Linked DNA regions of Homo sapiens: all the other regions are linked to region 2. The links are chromatin loops, found by intact Hi-C in ENCODE. Cell type or tissue: heart left ventricle. All regions are shown on one strand. Each heading gives the region's core, and the rest is flanking DNA. Links, peaks and the distances in the headings are about the cores only.

Region 1 (5,000 bases), core at 1-5,000, 520 kb after region 2:
CATTTCAAACCAACCCACTGCCTTCTTTGCCTGGGCTTGCAGAAATACCATATGCCGCAGCAAGCAGCTGGAGCTGGGTGGTGGCTGGCCCTTCAGAAGACGTTCTGTGTTCTTCCATTCATCCATTTACAGCCCCTGGATTAGTTGACAGACTGAATGAAGGAATCAGGACTTTACAGTGAAATATAACAGGGATGAAAATAAGATCTTACACTTGGTTTCAAAAACCCAACTGAGTAAATCCAAGATAGGGAAGGCTGTGATTTAGGAGCAACAAATATAAAAATGTCTTTGAGTAAGCTGATAGCAAGCTCAATGAGAGATCACAGTGCGACGTGGCTGGCAGAATAGTTAGAGGCAACCTTAGCTGCATTAAAAGAACATTGTGTCTGTGCTAGAATAAGGGAGATGACAGTCCTAATCTGGGGTGGCTGGCTTGCACTACAACTGTACTATGGTGACTTCTGGAGAGCTCACTTCGAGCGGGTCTGGTAACAGGTTGATCTGCTAGGTATTCTCCATTTCCACCGTCCCCACTGTGATCTATTCTCTGCACTGCTCTGTGCCCTATGGACGCTGCCCCTATCTATTGCAGATCCCTTGCTCTGATGGCTTCCCACTGGGTTCAGCACCAGTAGGTGATGCACGGGCAAGAAGACAGAGAACATGCAGAATGTGCATTTATTGTGCCACTCTCTCCTTGCTCTGTCTGCATATTTCGGACAGTAGCTGCATCCCTCTATGACTATAGTTCCAGTCCAGCAGCCCCTCGTCCATAACCCCAGCTTGTAATAGGTTCCAATTTGCTTCCCTTGTCCCTCAGGCCTCGGAGTGATTAAGAGCTTCCTCCTGTTGCTAGCCCCTAGGGACCTCAGCATCCCTTCTTAGTTCCCTTAACCCTGCCCACAGCTCTGTCAATAGCCCTTTCACTAAATTATTTTCAAAATCTCAACTAAATTGGCCTTCTTTTTCCTGCAGGGACCCTGTCTGAAACTAAAGAGACAGGATGCAAAAGTCCTTAAAATTATGTCTGTGAGGAATAGAGGATGTTGGGCCTGGTGGAGAGAAGACTCTAGAAAGCAGGATAGCCTACTTCAGCAAGGTAGTAATAAAAGGCCACCCCAGACTCATTCTCTGGCTCTACCAACAGTGATAGGTACAGAGAGATAAATTTCTACAGAGTAGGTAAAGATGGTTATCCTGGTAGGTCATGAGCTTCAATATTTCTCAGTTGCCCCATCTTAAACTGGATGAGACTATGTCAGGAATGCTGCAAGGAAGAAGTTAGAAACATGGTCTAGAAAAGAGCTTCCCAAGCCAGGGTTTCATGATTTGCCACCAACTGTACACTACTCGATGGGTTACCAAAATAACCAATGTGGGGAAACTTTTGTATGTTTTTGCTGCTTCTCGTTTCAATCTAGGGAATAGAAGTCTAGTTCTTCATCAAGTCTGATAATCCTCAGCGCTGAAGATGTTTTTATACTTTAAGATGACTTACAAACATGAAAATTTCACACAGCATCACAGCTTTCAAAAGGTTATTTCTAATTCATGGAGCAATCTATTAAAAACATTTTTTAGGGGGGAAGAGAAGTTGATTAATGGTTACAAATATACCATTTGATATAAGAAGACCTAGTGTTAGATTGGTAAACTAACTATATTTTACAATAACCTCTTGTATATTTCAAAATATCTAGAATTCCAGTGGTCTAGCATAGAGAAAAGACAAATCTTTAACGTGATGGATATCCCAAGTACAGTGATTTTGTCCGAGGCATGTGAACCAGAGCAACTCCATCTTGAATGGGGCCAGGTAAAACAAGGCTGAGTGAGACCTACTGGGCTGCATTCCCAGAAGGTTAAGGCATTCTAACTTACAGGATGAGATAGGATGTGGGCACAAGATACAGGTCATAAAGACCTTGCTGATAAAACAGGTCGCAGTAAAGAAGTCGGCTAAAACCCACCAAAACCAAAATGGCGACAAGAGTGACCTCTGGTCGTCCTCACTGATACACTCCCAGCAGCGCCAGGACAGTTTACACATGCCACGGCAACGTCCGGAAGTTACCCTATATGGTCTAAAAAGAGGAGACATGAATAATCCACCCCTTGTTTAGCATACCATCAAGAAATAACCATAAAAATGGGCAACCAGCAGCCCCAGGCTGCTCTGTCTATGGAGTGGCCATTCTTTTATTCCTCTACTTTCTTAATAAACTTGCTTTCACTTTACTGTGTGGACTCACCCTGAATTCTTTCTTGCGTGAGATCCAAGAACCCTCTCTTGGGGTCTGGACTGGGACCCCTTTCCTGTGCAATTTGATCTTTACAAATTATATGAATGTATTACATTATCACATGTGCCCCAGAACTATGTACATCATGCATCAACTAAAAAATGTTTAAAACAAAAATGTTTAACTCAGCAACTTCTATCTACACACCAGTCACCACAGTGCTTCTTGAGAACTGCCACCTCGTTTTCAAACCAAAAACCAGGACGCAAAATCTGTGCATGGGAAAAAAAAATATTTTACATGCAAACTACCCTGAAAAAAAAAAAAAAAAAAAAGAATAAGGTCGCCTCAATTCACTCTGGTGGGGAAAAAACAAAGGTTTTTACGAAAGCCCTGAATGCCTGAGTTCACAGCAGGCCCATGACGAAGTTTGTGTCTCACGCAGGTTTTCTCCTTTGGTGGGAGTTTATTGTGTATTACACCGAGGGCACGCTAGGTTTGCCAGTTTTTCGCTCATTCATTCAACAAACACTCGATGTCCACCTACTCCATTAACAGAGCCCTTCTCAGCCCTCGGGATGGACAAAAGATCCCGAAGAGGCCAAAGCCACGACGCCGCTGCCAGAGGACGTCAGCAGGTCCAGGAAACGACCTGATTTTAAGGACCAATGAAGGCAACGAGTAAGAGCGACGGCGCCCAGGAAAGCTGCAGCGGAAACTTGGGAAATGCCAGCCTTCGGGCGCAGAGGGCGGGGCAGGGCCTACTGGATCGCACTGTCTGCGGGCTGGGGCCCCGCCTGGGCTCCGGTCCCGCCGCCTCCGGCCGCCAAGCGGCGCCCGCCCACGGCCCGGCGGGGGCGTTGGCCTGGTCCCCGGCCCAGGAGGGCAGCGCCCGGGCGACCGCGAGCGGGCGGGGTGGCCTCGATGGCCCGCGAGCCCCGGGCTCAGTGTGGGGTGCGCGTCGCTCCTGCCCGACGTACCCGGGAAGCGCGCGCACGCATCGCCGCGCGCCCCACCGCGCCGGGCACCCGCGGCGCGCTCCCGCCCGGTCCCAGTGCCCCGGCCCCTCGGCCCCTACGGCACCCCCGGCTCCTACCGCCCGCCCGGCCGGCCTGGCCGCACTCACCCTCCTTGGCTTTCTTCCTCCGGGCCAGGGTCCCTCCGAGTTTCCCCAAGAAGGAATCATCTTTCTTGCGGGACGGGGGCGACTTGGGAGTGGGAGACTTGGGGACAGAAGGCGACTTCTGCGGGGAGGTGGCCATGGCGCGGCGCAGGCTGCCGCGGGCCGGTCGGGACGCGGAGCTGGCGCTGGGCGGACGCAGCGGGCGGCGGCGGGACTGAGGCTGCGGCTTTCCAAACGGAAGCGGAATTATTCCAAGCATTTGAGGCAGCTCACGCTCGCCTTTCCCTTCCCTCGCTCCCTCCCTCGCTCCCTCCCTCGCGCCGCCCTCTGCCCTGGAAGGAGCTGCGCTCCCGGGGCCGCGCCTTGCGCCCCTGGGTTGCCCCAAGCAGGGAGGATGCCCCAAAACTGCCCCTTGCAGGACAGGAGGACGTGTGTGCCCAGGTTGGGAGCGGTCGAGCCGGAAAGCTTCATTTACCCAGGCTCTGTCCCCACCACACAGCCTGGCGCAAAACACATCTGAGAACCAACCCAACCCTGCTACTCTCCCGGGGTCTTCCAGCCGGCGGCTGGTGAGCTCGCTCTGCCCCAGCACTACTGCCTGTGGGGTTATCAGGCCCACGTCTTGCGCCCACAAGACTGCAGCTCCTGGAAGAAATTATTGCAGTGAACCAAAATGTGTCCAGGCCCCACCAAAGTGGGCAGAACCAATCACTCCTGAACCTATCCATGACCGTCAACCTCCTCGTCTCTACTCCCATCCAAGACTGAGAAGCTTGGAGTGCACAAGGGTAAAGCCGAGGCTTCTTATTCTTGTAAGACATCCGTGTTTCCAGCAGCTTATACAAAGGAAGATCCCACGTGGTGGTGGAAACATGAATGGGAAAAGCACAACCATGAGCTCCTACAGGACTTCCCGCAAAATTTATCCTGCCTAAATAAAAGCAAGAGAGTGACAACCAGACTCATTTGAGATAACAGGGGAGTCATACAAAGCACAGTGTTTGAAGGACTCATACTGGAAATGATTAAAAGGCACGTGTTATTGAGCTTACCCATCTCAAGTTCTCACTCTGGCTCTTTGTCCTTCTGTCTGTCTCTCACACACAGACTCACAGCACCTTGGCAACTGTGTTTCCTCCTTGTGGCCCCTTCTAGGCCACAGCTGATTGAACCTGGGTGAACACCTAATCCAAAGGGCGCTACTGCTTTACTGAAGAGCAGACGATCAGCTGGCCCCAGTTAAGACTGCACTAAGCTGGAGAGACTGTTGTCAGAAGTTGTGCTCGTGACTGATGATCATTCGCAATCAAAACTAGGGTGGCTGTTTCTAGCCACGTGCATGCTGAGGAGTAGGGAAACCAAAGAATGGAGCAAAGAAGTGTGCTCAAGAAGCCACGTGGTCTGAGTAATGGAAACCGTGGGGAGTAGCTGCTTGGACCTTGAATCTTTTCCCAGACCCCACTTGCACTTCCTGCCAGGGCCAGCTGTGCTTCTTCCCAGGAGATGTTACTCAGCCTTTTATTAACCCATCCACAGTTCCTTAAACTAAATAAAGTGACAAGCAACAGTTTCTGAGTAGAACTAAAATTTAACAAAAAGATAGTCAACAGATTCTCAACACCGTATAGGTT
Region 2 (8,294 bases), core at 1,558-6,557:
TGCAATGGGGATATAATACCTGTAATATTTGCAACATATGTGAATATTAAAGGAGCTAATGCTCAGAAGGTGCTTGGCATAGGACCTGCCATATAAGAAATGTTTGATAGGGGCCAGGATTGGTGGCTCACACCTGTAATCCCAGCACTTGGGAGGCTGAGGAGGGTGGATCACTTGAGGTCAGGAGTTCGAGACCAGCCTGGCCAACACGGAGAAACCCCATCTCTACTAAAAATACAAAAATTAGCCGGGTGTGGTGGCACACACCTGTAATCCCAGCTACTCGGGAGGCTGAGGCAGGAGAATTGCTTGAACCCAGGAGACGGAGGCTGCAGTGAGCCAAGATCACACCACTGCACTCCAGCCTGAGCATCAGAGAGATACTCCGTCTCAAAAAAAAAAAAAAGTGTTCATGTTCAATAAATTATAGCTAAGATGACCATTGTTATAGTTTATTATCATGTGACATTCACTAGATCCTGAGGTAGAAGCAAAATAACTTTCCTGCTTTTGCTATCCCTCCTGCCTAGTAAAGAAAAAAGAAACACAAGCCAAGAGCTGGGAGCAAGCAGTGAAGCCAAGTGACTGTTCAAATCCCTGATAATGGCCCACTCATAACCAGCTGCTCAGAGTGTGGGCCTCTCACCTGTGCCTGAAGGAAGGAAGGAAGAGACCTTGTGTCCACTGGGCGCTGTGAGCAATGTGTTGTTTATAGATGTGATCTCAGGTAATCTTTGCCTCATGACGCTGCTGGAGGTGGATTTAATTTAAATCATTTTACAGATGAGGAAATAGAAGCTTAGAGATGAACTGACTTGCCTGAGGTCACACATCCAGGAATAGTCCTGGAGTTAATAAAACTTGGATCTGTCAACACCACAGCCCTTGCGTTTGCTGCAAACATTAATCACACTGTCCCCCAAAAGAAAATGTCTAAGCCTTTCTAACACCGTTAAACCAACGTTTTTTGAAAGTTGATTTGGGAAAGGAACAACAGCAAAAAAACTAAACAGCGTTTTAAAACTTCTATGAAGTTAAATTAGAATTAGTGACAAACATGATTCACAAATGCATCAGATAGAGTCCACAAAGGTTTCTATTTTGAGGAATTTACCTCTGTGTTCAAGGCTGAAATGAATAGAGAAGGGGCAGGCTGTCTTTGCCAAAGGAAACTGGGCACTGTCTCTACAAGGCTGGTGACTTGAAACCAAACTCTGACCATTGGCATCTGAGTGGCTTCACTGCTGCCAAGAGGTGGTGACTCTGTTTCTAAGAATACAAAGTACTACAGAAGGTGCCCTGGAGACCACAGCATTGAAACAAACAGACCACCCTCTCCCCTTCATTCAACCTGGGTAGGTCAGGAATCCCTCTGTCCCCAAATCCAGAAGGCTGAAAGGAAGAAATCTGTATGTTGGGTTCAAGTTTTAATGAAATGAATTCTAAAAACCCTTTGGTGAAGGCTCTATTTCCAGTCTTGCCAGTTCTCCTTATAAGGGAAGTGGGCCAAGGTGGATTATTTATTTGCTTCTCTCCTTCCCAAATAAATCTCGTTTCTTCTCCAGCAGTGGTAGTTTCCCCAAAAGTGAAGGTGGCACATAAAACAAAAAAAGGGCAATTCTATTCTATGGGGCACAAAACAAATACTCATAAGAGAAAACTGGCATTTGGGAAAGAAAACTGGCATTTGGGATCAAGATATGAGCAGAAAAAGGGCGAATGTCAATGACTCACATATGCAAGGCCCAAGACTCGATTTCCTCAATATCCAAAACGGAGGCTAATTTTGACTTCTCCAAAAGAGTCCCCTAGGCACTCAGTAGAGGCACAACTGATTATCAACATCTCAAGGTCAACGATGGAAAAGGTACTCACTCTGCCTGTTTTACAGATTTTAATAGAATGAACCAGCACACCTATCATCCATCATACATGCCAGGCACTGTGCTAGACACCAGGAATCCATGAGCTAACAACAAAGTGCTCATCTTCATAGAACCTACAGAGTGACTGTACAGAGCAAGCTTATTACCTCGATACTTAGAATTCTATCTTTCCCAAATAAATATATGTTCTCATAAATTCCTACAGAGAAGATGGGGATAATAAAGACAGTCAACACCACTTCTACATATCACATGAACTAAATTAGCATTTACCTGCTCTTTTTATAAGAATGACCTTATTCTCCAGCATTAAACATATTGTTCATTAGCAAGGAGAAAATATGTGGAAATCACCTAGAAAACATGAATAAAGTTTCACAAGTCCAAGGCAAAAACCATAATGAACATCAAATTATCCATTACACATGAAAGTAGAATACTCTTTCAGATATTTAAGGTATCAGAAAACTGACCTTCCTTGCAACTTGTTCCCAGGGAGCTATAGGAGGGTATGTTCCTACAAAAGGATGGAATACGTTTTAAAAAGAGATGGGGCCTAACATAGAAGAAAGGTAAAGAAACCAGCCAGGTCAGCAACCAGTCCAGAGTGGATCCGTGGAGCTGAGGACTCCTGGAAGGATGTCACCAAGAGAGCGGACCTGATTTATATCTCACCATCTGGAGAAGAGTATGAGTTCTCCTCGAAACTTTGAGGGTGAATTGGTGTAGCTATGTAAAACTGAACAATTTTTTAAGAAGACAACCATACACCCCAGAAAAAAACGTTTTACAATTAAGGAAATGGTTCCAATATATAACATTAACCACGCTGTGTGCAAAATTTATATGGGTTTGTAAAATTAACTGAATGCTAATTTTTTTTAATGTGATATAAGCACATAGGGTGACTGAAAGGAAGACGGAGGGGGGCATATACTAAATTTAGAGAAAAGCACATAGGGGGACTGAAAGGAAGACGGAGGGGGGCATATACTAAATTTAGAGAACTAAATCGTAGTCTTCTATGTTAAGAAGTCAACAGATGATGCCTAAAATTAATAGAATGAGATATACAATATAAGCATGTTATTTAGAAATGTGGAGGTAAATATATTAATACAAAGAAATGGCTGAAAAGGCTGCAAGCAATGGTCCCCAAAAAGTAGAACTGGAAGGTGAGGAGCCATGAAGGAGCAGAATACTGCTTTTCCTATGGGCCACGTGCTTCAATCTGGCTTATACAATTATTTTATTAAATAAACCACCAATCAAAAACTATCTTGAAAGATTATGGAGTTTTTCTGAGGAAGGGAAAGAACCATAAAAGGAAGCAAAAAACATTACTTCAGGATGTTTACTCTGTGTTAGCCACAAGTTCCTTGGGCTTTAAAGGAGCTCGGGTCAGACTGCAAAGCTTTCCTACAGCTCAAACGCTCAGGACAGCTGGACAGGAGCTGGGACGCTTGTCTGCAGGTAGGGTTCACCAAAAAGATGTTGCACCAGTAAAACCCTACCTGGATCAAGGATGCCACGCAGTACCTGATGCCATCTTAATATGTGGATTTCTATTTTGACTTGGAGAAATGTCCATTTTCTCTTTGTTTTGCTATAATCCCTCCAGTTATTCTTCATAGCAGTTGCAAATAATAATAAAGGTGAATGCAACCCTCGAAAGTCAACCATTCACTTGCAAAGGGCTTCTGAGATACCCGGGGGGGGTTAATAAAGGACTTTCGTCTTCCTTCAAAGCTGCTCTATGGGTCACTTTGTTTCCTGGTCCCTGCTGTTCTTTGCTGCTTAGGGAGCCTGCAGTGAGGAGTGATGAACACCTGGACTGTGGTGTCAGATGGGATCTGGGTTTGAATCTGAGCAGTAGCACCACTTCCTAACTGAGTCATCCAGGGCAAGTGATTATAGCCCTCTCTCTCTGCTGCAGTTTCCACAGCCATAGTGGAAATATGTATACTTAGTAGAACTATAATGCAGGAATAATAATAGTACCTACTGTACTGGAGTGTCAAGAATATTAAATGAGATAATGCAAGGAAAACACATAACACTGTACATAGCACGTAATTTGCTGTTGTTATTACTTTCCGGAAGAATCATGATGTTTCTTTACTTTGGACGAAATAATGTGAAATCAATACGGTCCCTCTGATAACAAAAACCTGGACATACTAAAACTTAAAGCATAAATGAAGACAGGGAAAGTTTCAGACTCATTAAGGCGATTCTGTTCTGATGTTACCATCGGTGCTAGGGTAGTGGCAGTGTGGGGAAGCCTTGTGGGGTCTGGCGTCCGCATTTCCCTCAGGCACACAGTACCCTCTCCAGATACCTGCTTCCTACCTTCCTCTAAGGCATGCAAAGTCTGTTCCCAAAAGTGGAGTGGGGACAGCCTAGGAGGTTGTCCATCACTGTAGATGAAACAAACCACAACAGTACAACTTCCAACAGTGGTCACTGGGGCTTTTTTCTCTTTTTTTTAAAAGGACTGACAATACATTCTAGATGTATTGAATCTAGATGTATTGAACTGATGAAGGCAGTTCAATCTTTGTGGAAAAGGAAGAAAAAGCCCTACAAATCTGCTAGTCCTCAGCATCTGCGAGGTGCCCTCAGACACACCGGGTCCTGCACTGCACCGTCCAACCTGAAGATGGCAGTCTTTTCCTAAATTTGTTCCAAAAATTCTAAGTATTTGAAGAACGTAGTGAAACCTTGAAAAATGACTGCTGTCAAATAATACCAAGAAAAAAATTATAATCCACTTAGGAATTTAAAGAAATCAAGACAAATAACTCATGTCAAGGTATGCTAATGTACAAGCTGGAACAGAACAAGGACAAATCACCTACATTTACTTCTTGTCACGGTCCTGCCTGGAATGTCTGTCCACCTACCCCCCAGGGCAGGCTGGGCAGCCTGCGGTGGCCCCTGGGGGGACAGGGAATGGCTGCGGAGCCAAGCCAAGACAGGTTCCCGCACATTCAGCCCAGGAGCTTGCCTGTGCTCACGGTTCCTGCCCAGGAGAAAGTGAATCTGAAGTGGGTTCTCTCCTCAGCTCACTGTCCAGGGCACCAGCCCTGTTCTGGCCACTTGGCCCTGATATGCCACTTCATCCCATGCCCCTCGTTCTTCCCAGAGAGAAACATCATTGGAAACAAGGAGCAAGTGAATGCCTCCTTCCGGGATCTCACACCGAGATGCATCCTTCCCACCTCCCACTCCCAGCACCATCTCTACAGAGGGGCTGCTGCTTCCTCAGACAGGAGTGTGTCTTCCCCACAGAAGTGCAGCTGAAAGGCCCACCGACTGAGTGAGCAACCAGGAAGGTGCGTGGGGTGCGGACCTGCCAAAGAAAGCAGAGGGGGCCTGACTGGGGCCTCTGTGAAATGTCTATAGAACCCGGATTTCCAGACGCTTTCAGTGGCCTCCTTCCCAAAGGGTAATGAAGAAACAGGGGAAGTGGCCAGAGCATCTTAGAAACACAGTACAATGTCTGCTGCCACAAGAGAGTGTGCCCTGGGCCGGGAGGGGCTCGCAGGTGGCTCGGCAAGGGCTCAGGACTGTGAGGGGCATGGGGGTGCTCCACACTGAGCCATCATCTCCTTCCCCGGGAGACACTCCATCTCCTACGTCCTGCTGGAAGACCAGGCTTGGAAAAACATGAGAAAAACCTGAGAGACATTCAAGGACTAAGCAGAGCCAACCGTTAGATCAGCTGCAGCCTTCCTCCCCAAACCTGGAAGGCCAAATGTACTTTCCGACCACTTATTCCGAAGCATGAGATGGGAACATTAATGACACCTGGGTTAGAATATCTAGGCTCTGCTATTTTTGAGCTGAGTGGCTTGAGGCAAGTTGCTTAACCTTTCTGGGCCCTGGCTTCCTCATCTGAGCAGTGATGAACCCTAGCCTGTCTACAAGGTCAAATGAAACAGTCAATGTGAAAATTCCGCCCAGGCCACACAGAGCTGCACAGATGCTGGTGACCTGGCTTACTGGCATGAGATCACTTCCAAGCCCTGAATTACAGGAGAGAAGGAGCCTCTTTTCTGAAGGACCAGGAACCAGATTTGTTCAAACAGCCATTCTCCACCCCAAGATGGAGCAACTGCCTCAGCAGCCACTATAAAACTAGGAAGCTCCTCCAGAGACACCGGTGCCCTTCTCTGTCCTGCCCAGGATAAAGGCAAGAACCCTCCTGGCAATCGGGAATTAAAACCTTACTGCTGCTGCTTCTTTTTTATTTTTGTTTATTTATTTTTTTGAGACAGAGTCTCCTCTGTTGCCCAGGCTGGAGAGCAATGGCGCGATCTCAGCTCACTGCAACCTCTGCTTCCCAGGTTCAAGCAAATCTCCTGCCTCAGCCTCCCGAGTAGCTGGGATTACAGGCACCCACCATCATGCCCAGCTAATTTTTGTATTTTTGTAGAAGCGGGGGATTCACCATGTTGGCCAGGCTGGTCTTGAATGCCTGACCTCAGGTGACCCACACGCCTTGCTTGGCCTCCCAAAGTGCTGGGTTTACAGGCATGAACCACTGCGCCCGGCTGAAACCTTGCTTTTTATCTTGTGTCTCCAACCTAATCCCCCATGCACAGCCATCCCCCTCTTCTTTCTTCCACAGGCCTCATTAATGTCATATTTCCTTAGAGCTGTCCTGGTCACATTTTCCAAACCAAGAAAGGATCTGTGTTCTGACAACGGAATTTTAGTTGATCTGTAAATTTAGGCCATTGAAAGAAGTATAAAAATGTGAAATTAAATCATCCTTGGGCCCACGTTTGACCAACTGCCTTTACGAGAAAGAATCATGTTATCTGCAGGATATATTTACAGACCTTCCATGCGGGCTCAACCACAGGCCTGCCAGTCCCCCAGAGGGGAGACCTTGGGCTCCCTCTGACTATGAAGACTGCTAACTCCCACATCCACGTCCAGGAGGTCCAGCCCCTTGGAATAAAGATAAGGGCCAGAACACCAGGCAGCAAAACTCCCTTCCTTCTGGCTGAGGGGCTGCCATCACCAAGCCCAGGTGACCCTTCAGGAACTCTCTCCTGTCCTGGAGCCCAAATCAAATGTCCATCTGTGAATGGAGAACAATCCCTGCCCTTCCCATTTTCCCAGATAGTGGGGTAAGTGTCATTTTCTCATACACTGTGAAATTCAGACAAAGTTCAAATAGTCAACCCTGCCATCTATTAGCCAGGTCCCAGATGAAGTTACTTAAACTCTCTGAGCTTTCCTGTCTCTAATAGGTATTTCAACAAGCTTATTTTGAGAATGAAAGGCAAAAGCATTATCATCAAGTCAGTTCTTAGCAATCCTGCTTCCTCCTCTGTTCCAGGACTCTTCAAATCTTATCAGCATCCTTGGTCTCCAACACCCAGTCATTACCATTTATCCTCCTCTTCTCACAGCTCATTAATCCACAAGGCTTTTTAATTTTATCTCCATAACATCTCTCCCCTCTGCCATTTCCTCAGCCATGGCCCCTGCCCTGGTTTGGTCCTCATCAGCCACCAGCTGGCCAACAGTATAGTTTCCTCCAGCCCCTGCTCTCACCTGATGCAGCCATCGTGTTCCTGAAGCACAAATTAGATCACATCCTCTCTTTAAAAAGCAGGGTGGGGTGGGAGAATACATATTCATATTAGATTGTATATGCACTAAAATCACTACAAAGCCTCATAAGAGAATAGTAGCAGTGGCTACCTACTTAAGGGTAGGATAGGAATGAGAAGGAAGGGACATCTCCCTTCCATTCTCTTATGCTTGGAGATTTTTTGACCACATTAATTTACTACCTTTATGAAAAGTTTAATTGATTTTAAAAACTAATTGAGGCCGTGCATGGTGGTTCACATCTGTAATCCCAGCACTTTGGGAGGCTGAGGCAGGCAAATCATTTGAGGTCAGGAGTTTGAGACCAGCCTGGCCAACATGACAAAACCTTGTCTCTACTAAAAATACAAAAATTAGCCAGGCATGATGGTACATGCCTGTAATCCCAGCTATGTGGGAGGCTGAGGCAGGGGAATTGCTTGAACCCAGGAGGTGGAGGTTGCAGTGAGCCAAGGTTGTGCCACTGTACTCCAGCCTGGGCGACGAAGCAAAACTCCATCTCAAAAGTAATTGAAAAATATTCTGACTCCTGTTAGAATTTCAGTAGAGTCCAAAGCACTTAGTGAGCACATTCTCGCAAGCTTGATCCCTGTCCAGAGCTCTGGCTCAATTTCCTTTCACATTACTGTAAGACATTCAGGTTCAGAAGCATTTGTGGAGTGCTCAGTATGTTCAGGGATATTACTAAATGTAATCATCACAGTAAGCATGGCAGCGATCCTGTTATGTCCACTTAAGACAGACTGGAAACTGAGGCTGAGCTGCGGTAATCTG
Region 3 (5,000 bases), core at 1-5,000, 600 kb after region 2:
GGTGATAGAGTGAGACTCTGTCTCAAAAAAAAAAAAAGATACAAAATTTTATGTACAACTTAGTAAAAAATATTCCTATGGAAAGAAAGAAAATAAATGAGAAAGTGGTCGTAGGGTTATGGTTGATTGGTCTCTTTTCAACTTTCTATAATTTCAAAACTAATTTTTTCAGATTTTTTTCAAATTTTTTGCCTTTAAAGTTTTCCTACTTTTGTTAGTATTTGAGAAGCAAAACGAAGTGAAAGATGCCTGCTTGTCGATGCAATGAAGATTACTAACTGCCCAGCATGAAGGGCAGACATTTATCAGGACAGAGCCACTTACCTGCACCTCCCGCTGTAGGAGGAGGAGGAGGAGGAGGAGGAGGAGGAGGAGGAGGAGGAGCTGCCTGGCGCAGGGAGGTGCTTTTGAAAGGCTGCAGCAGCTTCTCCAGGGCCTGCGCACTATCTTCAGGCAGCACCTTCCTCTTGGGGCTGCCAAAGAGGTCCCTGATGTCCTTTCTTTGTCTGGATTCTTGGAGGAAACTCTCAAAAGATTTGTCTTTGAGTCTGAGGGAGGAAAAAAGTGAGATTCTTTTCTTTGGAGGCTTAGAAGCATCTGGGAAGTTCTCTTGCAAACTCACTTTCTCGAGGAGTGTGGGGACATCTTCAATCTTGCTGCAGGGTGGGGACCTAAGTGCAGGAAAGACCTTGGATGGCCGATTGGGCAAACTGTGGGTGCGGAGGGCAGGGTCAGGAGGGCTAAAGGCTGAGGACTGGTTTCTCCCAGGGGAATGCTGGTCCCCGTCTTTATTGGAATTGGTTTTCCGAAGGCTGAATGAGCGAGTGCAGGCCTGTGCGGGCAAAGTTTTGGATTCTTGCTTGGCCCAGGCCTTCTTCCCGCCTTCAGAGTTGGAAAGGAGGGGCTCTAGAGACCTTCGGATGGCATTGGCTATGAGCCGCAGTGGGGACTTGGGTGGAGGCACGTTTCGCTCCCCTTGAGCTTGTTCCGCAGGGGTCCCCATCTTCTCCTGGGCCCCTCTCTGGGTTGGCAGGGGCTCTCCTGCTGCCCTAGGGAGCAGCAGGGGGCGGACTGGTTTTAGCACACGGCCTCCTCTACCATTCTCAGCACTTTTCTGGGAAATTCGCTCCCCAGCTTTGAGGTGCACACTCTCAGGGATGGAGTCATTCCAATCCAACAACATGGTCTTCTGCTCCTGAGTGAGGACTAACTTCTTCAGGCCCAACTTCTCCTTTACCAGCACTGGCCCTCCCTCTTCTTCCTTCCTGGCTCCAGTACTCCCTTTTTCCCGGTCTTCTCCAGCCAAGGGAGATAGCTCTTGCCCTGTCCAGCTCCTGTCCTTCCCCCAGATGGGGTGTGGGTCTCTGTGGTTGCTTCCGATGTCCCCAAGAGGGGCCTCTGCTGGCTGGCACTCATCAGAAGTCATCTCTGCAGGGTCTGAGAGGCCATCTTCACCAGGGCTCACCAGGCAGTACTCTGCCCACTCTGGCTTTGGGTGATGAGGCAGATACAGGGGAATTTCCCTGGGTGCTCCTTGGGCTACGGCTCGCCTCCGAAAGTTTGGGGTGGGAGGACTTGGATGACCTCTCGAGACTTGCGAGAGGGGCTCAGAAGCTGTCATCTAGATGGGATGGGCAAAAATAGCAGTTATTTAAAAATTTTCATCATTTATTTATATGATGAAAGCAAATCTCAATCTACAACCCCCTCCCTGTTTTTTCTTCCCATCTCAGATGCCCAAATTAAAAAATAATTTTGCCTAAGATGATTTTAAAGGGATACTCTTTGTTCTAAGTAGCTGCCTTGGGTCCTGCCAGGATCTGCCTGGAACCCCCGAATCAGTACTGACGAAAGGCTTTTCTGAATCCCAGATTAGCTGGGTTGGAAGCCAGGGGGAAGGCAAAGGTAGGACACTGCTGTTGATAAGCTCCCGGGCCCATGATGGTAGGACTGGCTGGGCCTCTGTGGGTGGCCAGGCACATAGGGGAAGATAAGCTCTTCATTTTCTTGCTCAGCCATTGTCTGTACTAAAAGGCATGATCCACCCATAGGTATGTTCCTCCAACAACCAAGAAACCAAGGCTTCTTCCTTGGAGGCCATCAAAGTAAGAAGCGACAGTCACTCTCTGGGCTGAAGCTGTGGTGGCACAAGGATGGCCCTTAAGACCTTTCAATGACCCTTTTTAACCTCCCACATTGCACCACTGAGAAAGGAGCTATTTCTAGCATGCAGGAACTTGGCCCTTGGCAAAGAGGGAACATGAGTGGACTCTAGGGGTGGCTGTGCCCTCCCAAGACCTCTGGTGCCTGAAGGGCAGGTCATAGCACAGGGGCTTCACCAGAGCACCCATCTTTTCTGTCTTGTGCATTCTACTTTCCAGAGTCTAGAACAGGCCTGGCAGGTAACAGAGGCTTGATAAATACATACAGAAGGAAAGAGTCCAGCCTGCATACCAATGATGACATTTTATATTCAAGGGAGATGTTGCTTCCAAGGTTCTTGGACCCTACCAAAGGGACCCTCACTTCTGTGCCTGCCATCCTACAGCTGCAAATTCCTCAATGCCCTTTGCAAGTTCTCAAGGGAAAGGTGTCCTAGCAGCTCTGTATCTCATGGAGACCTGGCATGGAGTCTAAACCCTGTAAAGTTTGCTGAGGGAATGACTGTGTCCTCAGGGATGGCTGTGAAGGAACAGCAGGAGCTTTTGTGAAAGGTATACATGAAGGCAGCTGGGGTAGACCCTTGACAGAGTATCTTCTGGCGCTGGCTTTGCACTTAGGTTGACCTATGAGCACGTGGAATCCAGAGATAAGTGTGGAAGGTGGGAAGAGTACAGGTAGGTTAGCTTCCTGACACCTGGGCAGGACCCTCAGGGACACTCACCTGAGGCGGGGAGGAACCATCTGGAGCATTCCCAGAAACACTGGTTGAAGAAGAAGATGGTGGGGAAGATGAATGGGAAGACGATGAAGGAAGAGGAAGAGAAGGAGAAGGGTCCTTAGGAGGTGACATAGTTCTTTTGTTCACTGGCGTCAAACCTACCAAGGAAAGAACACACTCTTCATTACAAAGGTGTTATTATTTTATCAAGAAAAGAGGAGGCTTTAAGTGAAGCTCCAATTCTATAAACAGTCAGAAAGAGGAAGATGTCAGAGCCTGACTCAGAGGTTCCTGGTGCCCAAGGCGTGGGACTCAGAGGAATGGGTAGAGCAGTGGCAGGGTCCCGTGGGGCAAAGGAAGTCCCAGGGTGAGAAGTCTAATAACCATTGTGTTTCAGACTCATGCGATGATGCTCTTGAGAGGTGTATCAGGGCATTTCCAGAACATTTCTTAGAAATGCTCATCTGCCTCCAAAGAGCATCCTAAAACCATTGTGGTTGGGAGCTGGGCTGTGTTAAATCACTCAGTCAATAAACCACCTGAGCTTTCTTCCCACAAGATGCTAGACCTTTAGCCATGGGCACAGACAGGATAGACATCCACGACTAATGAGATGGGCTCTTTCTTCTCATATGTGTGCCAAGAGGCTCTCAGACAGGAAGAGTCGTTTGAGATTTTAAGAGCACACAAGAGAGGGAGGTTACAGTGAGTATCAAATCATTGGAAGGATATGGAGTGGGCCCATGCCAAGCTCCTGTTGGTCAGGGAACAAACAGGATACAGTGTGGCTACTCAGAGATGGAGGTGAAAGGAGTGGGGCAGGGCCCTGAGGACAGGCCTGGTTCAGTGCTGTGGGGGGCTGAGATCATCTAGTCTGCTTAGAGCAGAATTCTGACAGTCATAGCCTACTGTAAGATCAACCAAGCTCACATGTGCGCACTGTCTTCCTCTCCCTCTCCCCTCCTTCTCCCGCTCTCCCCTTCCTCCCCTCAAGCATGGTAACCTTAAATCTAAAATCTCAAACATTTTGTCTCCATATTGGGTCATTTGAGATCACTTGTCCTCAAATTGATTCAGTAAAATGCCATGCTCTTTTTCAGATCTGCCCTCTCAGTACCTACCCCCAGCCCAACCAGCTCTCCCATGAACCGTGGTGGCACGTAGGGATGTCCCCCAGAAACTTCCCAGGACCTCCACGTGGAACGAGTCCACTCTCTTGTTCAACTCCCTGCTTCTGGCCACTCAGCGGACCCATTCAGATTTTCCTGCAGGGTGTGTAGCCTTCAGATTTTCATCCACTTCTTAGCGCAACACAATCCCCTGGTCTTAGTTTCCCCAAAGCTCTGAGTGAAAAGCTCTTCCTCAGGGACCCACACAGGCCAGGCCAAACCCAAGTCCCATCCCAAGAAGAGTCCCATTGAGTCCCCTCCACCCCCAGGAGGCCACACCGTTCTCGATATTCTGTCCTGCCTTCCCCCATACATCAATGCGAACATGTGCGACTGTGTGTCCCAGCCGTGGGCTCTGAACAGATGGCACCACACGCACACGGTCAGCAAGCTCCCAGAGGGAGGCCTCGCAGAAAGCTTTGGAGGGAAAAGGTAATTCTGGGAACAGATCTGATCTGAGGGCGGCAGGAAGGAGCTGCTGGGGAGGCGGCTGGCCTGCCTCCCACTACCGCACCCCCATCGCAGCCCACGATTAGAAGGTTCAAGCCTAAAAAGGCAAAAGTTGTGAGTCAGTCCTTGCCTTGCTTCCCGTTCTTGTCCTCAGTTTGCCAAATTCCTTCTTCCCTTCCTCCTTGCACCCTCATTCTCCCTCTCTGCCATCTTCTGAATCAAACTCCTTCACTTGCCTCAAGTCCCCTCAGCTCAACAGACTGCCTTTTTGTTCCCCCTGAGGATCCCTCAGGGACTTCCTGACAGGAAGCCAGGGCCACCTCAGGAAACAAGCCTGACAGAAACACCTCAGGTCTCACGAGGTCATGACCCAGAAGCCACTCCCTTCTTCTCCTTTCTCTAATCCCCACTCCCACCCCTGCTAGGGGGTCTCTTTCTCTCCACATGTGGTCCTCATGCACTGCCTTCAAGATGGAACTCCAGCAGGGCTTGAGGAGATG

The links. Hi-C counts contacts between places; a loop is a spot of excess contacts. Peaks named below come from ENCODE experiments on the same cell type or tissue, not always from the same donor. Only the 100,000 strongest peaks of a DNase experiment are listed, where the experiment ranks them.
Region 1: a loop joins it to region 2, with 4 times the contacts of the local background. A loop is called at or near these places in 4 of 110 quality-filtered maps.
Region 3: it touches region 2 in a loop (3-fold over the local background); 28 of 110 quality-filtered maps call a loop at or near these places.

What each region holds. Positions count from the first base shown.
Region 1 is chr11:12,376,156-12,381,155 of GRCh38, reverse strand. It overlaps PARVA (parvin alpha), which reads right to left and starts at 3,585. Exons shown (of 13, transcript NM_018222.5): 1 at 3,373-3,585. The coding sequence starts at 3,508. In heart left ventricle, for the core only: a CTCF peak has its summit at 3,049; DNase peaks (open chromatin) are centred at 3,115, 3,245, 3,615 and 4,835; H3K4me3 peaks cover 2,133 bases; H3K27ac peaks cover 3,010 bases.
Region 2 is chr11:12,890,511-12,898,804 of GRCh38, reverse strand. All of the region lies in intron 9 of TEAD1 (TEA domain transcription factor 1), which reads right to left. Among named protein-coding and RNA genes, the nearest start is that of TEAD1-AS1, 28 kb to the left of the region's middle. In heart left ventricle, for the core only: CTCF peaks have their summits at 4,350 and 4,549 (motif pointing right); a DNase peak (open chromatin) is centred at 4,534; H3K27ac peaks cover 891 bases.
Region 3 is chr11:12,290,182-12,295,181 of GRCh38, reverse strand. It overlaps a transcript of MICAL2 not described here. Among named protein-coding and RNA genes, the nearest start is that of PARVA, 85 kb to the left of the region's middle. In heart left ventricle, for the core only: no CTCF peak of the experiment used is centred there; no DNase peak of the experiment used is centred there.